Linked DNA regions of Homo sapiens: region 2 is linked to region 1. The links are chromatin contacts, found by Hi-C or POLR2A ChIA-PET in ENCODE. All regions are on one chromosome and are shown on one strand. Each heading gives the region's core, a stretch centred on a gene start or an enhancer-like site at or near the end of the contact. The rest is flanking DNA. Distances are from core to core; before and after follow the strand shown. Region 1 overlaps MCF2L2 (MCF.2 cell line derived transforming sequence-like 2). Region 2 overlaps MCF2L2 (MCF.2 cell line derived transforming sequence-like 2).

Region 1 (3,362 bases), core at 544-3,043:
AAAAATACAAAAATTGGCTGGGCGTGGTGGCGCATGCCTGTCGTCCCAGCTACTCGGGAGGCTGAGGCAGGAGAATCACTTGGACTCAGGAAGCGGAGGTTGCAGTGAGCTGAGATGATGCCACTGCACTCCAGCCTGGAAACAGAGCAAGACTCCATCCAAAAATAAAAAAATAATAAAATAATAAAAAAAATAAAGGTTATAAGCTAAGACTGTTTTACTGACTTGGATGGTGCTGAAAATTTTTAATTCTGAATTCACTTTGCCTCTGATTTGCAAAGTTCTGGCCATGTGAAAGACATAAAAATGAGAATAACTGTTGTACCTCAGAGCTAACAGAGGAAGAACCTGTCTGCCAGCCTTACTACAGGTCCCTCGTCGGGTACCTCAGGGTCTCCAAGGGGGCCTAGGAGCTATCCGGTATAGCACGTCATGGTTGTTTCTTTGCCAATTTTTGTGGCATTTCCTTTTGGGCCTAGATAATTTAGTTACTTTCATTATCTTTTTTTTTGTGTTATTCAAACTTATTGGGGCACTCTAGTATTTCAATGAAGAAAATAAGTTCTAGCAAACAGCCCTCTCTGGAGAGATGGTGGGTTATTTTACATATCTGACCAATTGGTTTTAACTATTTTAAGTTTCCTTTTCTGATTATTAAAGGAGTACACATGTAGAATGTCAGGAATTTAGAAAATACAGGAAAGTACAAATAAAAATACAAATCCAACATAACCAGATATAATCACCATTAATATCTTCTTGCAGACGTTGTCTATAGAAATGCATGATTTGGTCAGTTGTGGTGGCTCATGCCTGTAATCCCAACACTTTGGGAAGCCAAAGCAGGAGGATCACTTGATATCCAGGAGCTTGAGACCAGCCTGGGCAATATCGCAAGACCCCATCTCCACAAAAACTTTTGAGACGGAGTTTCACTCTTGTTGCCCAGGCTGGAGTGCAATGGCACGAACTTGGCTCACTGCAACCTCCACCTCCCAGGTTCAATTGATTCTCCTGCTTCAGTCTCCCGAGTAGCTGGGATTACAGGTGCCCACCACCACACCTCGCTAATTTTTGTGTTTTTAGTAGAGACGGCAGTTTCACCATTGTGGCCAGGCTGGTCTCAAACTCCTGACCTCAGGTGATCCGCTTGCCTCGGCCTCCCAAAGTGCTGAGATTTACAGGCATGAGCCACTGCACTGGACCTACAAAAAATTTTTTTTAAAAATTAGCTGGGCATGGTGGTGGGTGTCTGTAATCCTAGCTATTTGGCAGGCCAAGGTGAAAGGATTGCTTGAGCTCAGGAGGTTGAGGCTGCCGTAAGCCATGATTGTACCACCGCACCTCTCCTGGGCAAGAGTAAGGCCCCATTGCAAAACAAAGATATGCATGATTTTTTTTAAATGGAGCCATACTAAAATTGGGGTGACCTTATATTTTAATCTTATTGGAAATTTTCCATTAAAATTCTGATGAAATGGGCAAGGCTTTGACTGAACCAAACTAGACGTATTGGCTTGCCCTTCCCTCCTGCCACTCATCTTTGGGCTTATTCCAATCCAGAACATTTGAGGGCAGCTGGTGGCTGAGCTGGGAGGTAAAGCTAGGTTATAAAGTTTCTTTGACCTACAGCCCCTCCCTCCCCCAAGCTTCCAGCAGCTCTGAAAGTCTAAGACAGCCAGCTCAGACTGCCTTAGGAGCTGGCAGGGACTTTGACAACAGAAATGCACGGGAAAAAAAAAATGTGCCCTGAGAATGTCAACATGTGGAATCTGAAAGCAATTAATTAGATGTTCTCAAGAATGATTCACTTCCTCTTAGCCAAAGATAGGCTTGCAAATGAAATAGACGTTTCAGCTATAGACCAGCCTAAGATATCCACGTTTATACTCTGGGCCACCAAGCAAAATATTGTAACCGAGCCTAGTACCCCTGGAAACATTTTGGAACTCTCTCCTGTTGGGAGCTCTGGAGAGCTACTGGGATGGATCAGACAGAATGTGACACCATGTATTAAATCCTAGAAGACAGAGAGGGGAAATTGGTTAGCAGCACACACAACACAATGATGAAGGGCTCAAACTCAGGTCTCAAAGACCCAGCCTCAAGTGCAGCTCCATCTCTTTGGATGGATTCTATAGCCTGTCTGTGCTTAAGTTCTTTTTATCATTCATTTTACAAAATGGAGATAATACTGTACAGTCTTGCCATGAGGATTAAATGAGATGAAGCCCTTAGGCTTGCGCCTAGATCTCTGAAAGCATGGAATTGTTAGCAGTTAGTTACCCCCTGGTTCTTCCAAGTGAAAGGAAGGAAAGCCCAGGGGGTTTAGGCATTGCTTTTAAGCAGCTCACCACTTCCCACCCCCAAGTGAAAATGATATCCTTTAGTTCATGTGATAGAGATGGTCCTTAAAAAGTTGTGCATAATTGGCCAAGCGCGGTGGCTTACGCCTGTAATCCCAGCACTTTGGAAGGCCAAGGTGGGCGGATCACGTGGTCAGGAGATCGAGACCATCCTGGCCAACATGGTGAAACCCTGTCTCTACTGATATTACAAAAAAATTAGCTGGGCATGGTGGCATGCGCCTGTAGTCCCCAGCTACTCAGGAGGCTGAGGCAGGAGAATCACTTGAACCCGGGAGGCGGAGGTTGCAGTGAGCCGAGATCGTGTCACTGCACTCCAGCCTGGCAATAGAGCGAGACTCCGTCTCAAAAAAAAAAAAGAAAAAGAAAAAAAAAGTTGTGCATTGAGAAAAATCTAGTTTGAAAGACAATAAAAATAGAATTTGCCCATTTAATATCTATGGATTGAGAGCTACCGCTGAACCAGCAGGATCTACAATGGTCTCTTTGTGCCATCCACTGGACAGTAAGGGAAACACCATGATTTTGTCTTCAAAGTCTATAATTTACCAAAAATATGTATGCTGGTGAGAATAATTTCAGCTCATTACTAGGTTCACTTGTTAATAAATTTCATTCCATTTGTTTAAGCAAAATAAAAAAGCTTAGAATTCTAAGCACTAAATGTGAACACTAGATTTCCTAAACCATTCAGCTTATCTGATATGCACCAGAAAGATTGTCGACTAAGGGTTTCAAAAGAGAATACTCTCACCAGTCCTTATCTGCAGGAATTCTCATCGCCCACCTTTCCCATTCTTGTCCTTCTCCACCAATACTCCTTATGCTTATCTGATACATAGACTGAGAGTGCCCCAGAGACTCAGGGTGTATCTGCTCCAACACACCACTAGATCTTGGCTGGGACAAAAGTCGTTCCATTCATTTTCCAAGAATACAACTATCACTTAGAATTTTGCTATAATCAGCTGGGCATGGTGGCTCACGCCTGTAATC
Region 2 (3,201 bases), core at 564-3,063, 120 kb before region 1:
AAATTAGGTTCTCTATATTTTTGGGTCTTGGGGACCAAGTCCCCTGTGGTTAGCGCTTCCTTTCTTAGCTAATCTGGAGGCATGTTTCTCAGACGGCAATTTTGCAGTACTAGAGATTTGCCAAAGTGTGAGCCTCTGGCCAGCAGCACAGATGTCACCTGAGTAAGCGCTAATTAGAAATATAAAATCTCAGACCCCACCCTGGAATTGGAATCTGCATTTTAAGAAGATCCCCAGGTGATTGACTTGTACGTTAAAGTTGGAGACACACACCCCTAAAGGATACAAAACAAAGTATACCAAGGCCACACTGACTCTAAGAGCTGTTGGTTGTAGATTCTGAGCTGCAGGTGCTTGTGCACATGCATGAACACACAAACCCAGCTGTGTATCCAGATCCCCATTCAGGAATCCCATCCCTTCACAGCGAGCGCTCTTTCTCTTACCAGTGACCATTTGACAGATAAACTAGTGCTAAAGACACATGAGTCATCAGGAACATTTATCAAACAATGGAAAAGTTGAATTTCATATATATGATGACTAGATACCTTAGATTCTCCAGGACAGCCCCAACCTTATATCATTTTAGTTTTTTCAAAATAATTTTTTACTGAATATAGATACTATATTTTTTTGCTTATTCATATATTAAGAAAAAGTGCCTCATCAAAAAAAATGCCTTCATATATATATGAAAGTAGCTACTGACCTATCCAGAGGGTTATTTATTCATCAAGAGGTATTCCTTATCCTAGGTTCCGTGGGTGCAGCGGTGAGCCAGACAGTCCAGAATCTGCCCTCATGGAGCTTACATTCTACTGGAGAGAGACAGTTCACTAAAAAGCAATCAAATAAATAATAACATCAGATAGTAACAAGTGATATAAAAAAGAAAACAAGATATAATAGAAAGTGACTGGGGATGCTACTTTAGCTAGAATGGTCTGGAAAGGCCTGAGAAGACGACCTTTGGTCTGAGATCTGTTTGATCTGTGTAATCATGCAAAGACTTAGGGAATAGTATCAAAGCAAGAGCGAGCTGCAGGTGCAAAGGTCCTAAAGTGGAAATGAGCTTGGTGAGTTCAAGGAACATTGCTAGAGCAGGTGGGCCAGGAGGAAATGAGTGAACAGAGATGAGCAGAGGCCAGGTAGTCCTGTTGCACCCTGAGATCTTTTGTGAGGATTTGAATTTTATTCTCAGTGGAACAGAAAGCCCTTGGAAGGCGCTCTGGGCTGTGTCTTGAATAGTGGCGATGGATCTGCATGACTGCATCACATTCTTTCTTCTGCCCACTTCCTTGAACTTGTGGTCCTTGGTATATACTTCAAAAGTTGCTGACCAGAGTTAGGGATGAAACCTGTGGTTATGGAACACAGGAATGCTCTGTGAACCCATGACCCACCTTTCGTGGGCAACATTCTTGAAGCAGCTAGACTAGCCCACTGTGGATGACCTGTGACTTGCAGGATTTGCAGACCTGTCACATCCTATGACTTGCAGATCTTATTTCTAAACTTGCTTCCTGAAGGATGTAGTACACCTGTGTCTCTGCCTTTGCGTAAATCAAACAAAGCTGTCTCATCGTAACTGAGATCGTTTTCAATATATCTTCCCTCAGACTTCTCAGACACATGGCTTCTTCAGATGATTAGGGCTTGGCTAATCTTTCCATTTGTCCTTTAAAGTGTTAAAGGAACAAGACTGTGTCTGGCCACAATCTGACAAATATCTGCCTGGAGTTTGTCCTTTACTCGGCACTAAGGGGCCAGCTCCCTCCCAGCACAGCCACACGCTGGCTCTGGGGTGTTGCCAGCTTCCTTATTCCACACAGTGACATCATTCTCACAAGTAACCTCAGTCAACTCACTAACCAGGCTCCTGTCGCATGCTGATTCAGCCTGTTCTTTATCTTGTTCTCGTTTGAGGGTTTAGCAGTCTTTTGAATGCTCCTTCCTGATTCTGAAAAACAGTAGTTTCAACCACTTACAGAAGGTCTTCTATAAAAGCAGAACTTGCTGCAGGGTTTTGACTGTGGGCCGTACTGAGACCCTTGCTGAGGGGCCAGCAGGGAACAGACCAGGACAGGGTGGAGGAACCACCTGATTTCAGCCTTGACCTCTCCCCATAAGGGTGCTGTGTCTAAGAAGGCATGGAACCCAGGCCATTAACATCTAAGGATGTCATCTTGTTGGAGGGTCATGGCTTTGTGTACATGTGTGAAATTTTCAAACACACAGAGAAGCAGATAGACTGGCACAATGAACTCCAAGTGTCCATCATTCAATTTCAACAACCATTAGCTTTCTGCCTTTCTTGTTTCATCTGGCCCACCTCCCCATACACACACTCCATCCCTGTGGATCCTCTGTGGGTTTGTTCTAGATTCCCGGATAGAGTAGCATCACTCGCTTTCTCGCCACTTTCTTCCCTAGTAGGCACTCTCATCTCTCATCTGTTATACCAGCAGAGTCCTCGGGGGGAAATAAACTTATTTCAATAAAGATTTCTGATTGCAACTTCTAAGCTGAAACTTGACGATCCAGCCTTCTGGAATTTTCAGCATCTGAAAGATCCCAGATGGGCTTGTGATCAGAAGATTTTAGCCATTTTTTCCCTCACTCTTTCTTTTTTACTTTGGAGATTTTGATGACTATTTATCCTGAGTGGGAGGTATATAAACTAAAAAAATAAGCTTCAATTTGGAGGTTTCACCATAAATTTCTTTGCAGGCACCAGGAGGATTTCATAGCACATGTGTAGAGGCCAGGTGGGCTGGAAGGTGACAAGAACACAGGCTTTGGAAGTCGGATAGGGATGGATTCAAATCTTGGCTCTAACAAGTACCAGCTGTATGACCCTAGTCACGTTTCGTAGCCTTTCTGAATATGGTCCCCCTCATCTGTAAAGCAGAGGTAATAATTCCTGCCTCACAGAGACCTTGTGAAGATTAAATGAGTTAGATGTGTGGTAGGGACTTCATGTGGTCAGCTTGCAATATGGTTGGTGGTCAGTAGTCAGTGGTCAGAAACTATTGTTGTCCTTTCAATTCTGTAATAGTGACCTTCCAGCCATGTGGTGGCTGAATCCGGGTTGCTCCTTAGTTGCCCTTTTTTTTGAGACGGAGTTTCACTCTTGCCGCCCAGGCTGGAGTGCAGTGGCACAATCTCAGCTCACTGCAACCTCCGCCTCCTGGGTTC

What was found. A loop is a pair of places that touch in the nucleus more often than their neighbours do. ChIA-PET counts read pairs that join two places held with the same protein, here RNA polymerase II (POLR2A). Pooled maps may share reads with other maps.
Region 2: a loop to region 1 is called in a map of PC-9, with 6 times the contacts of the local background. The contact joins two enhancer-like sites. A Hi-C loop is called at or near these places in 2 of 168 maps with a recorded cell type or tissue (PC-9 and psoas muscle) and 4 of 50 pooled maps. POLR2A ChIA-PET finds 5 or more read pairs at or near these places in 5 of 52 experiments (K562, MCF 10A, Panc1 and 2 more).

Annotation. Positions count from the first base shown.
Region 1 is chr3:183,184,287-183,187,648 of GRCh38, reverse strand. The region is part of intron 27 of MCF2L2 (MCF.2 cell line derived transforming sequence-like 2); the gene reads left to right. Among named protein-coding and RNA genes, the nearest start is that of LAMP3, 23 kb to the right of the region's middle. Within about 2 kb of position 1,793, at least 3 of the 41 ENCODE cell types and tissues checked have a DNase peak (open chromatin) inside an H3K27ac peak, as active enhancers do; they include PC-9, where a contact is called at or near this core.
Region 2 is chr3:183,305,768-183,308,968 of GRCh38, reverse strand. All of the region lies in intron 10 of MCF2L2 (MCF.2 cell line derived transforming sequence-like 2), which reads left to right. Among named protein-coding and RNA genes, the nearest start is that of B3GNT5, 54 kb to the right of the region's middle. Within about 2 kb of position 1,813, at least 17 of the 41 ENCODE cell types and tissues checked have a DNase peak (open chromatin) inside an H3K27ac peak, as active enhancers do; they include PC-9, where a contact is called at or near this core.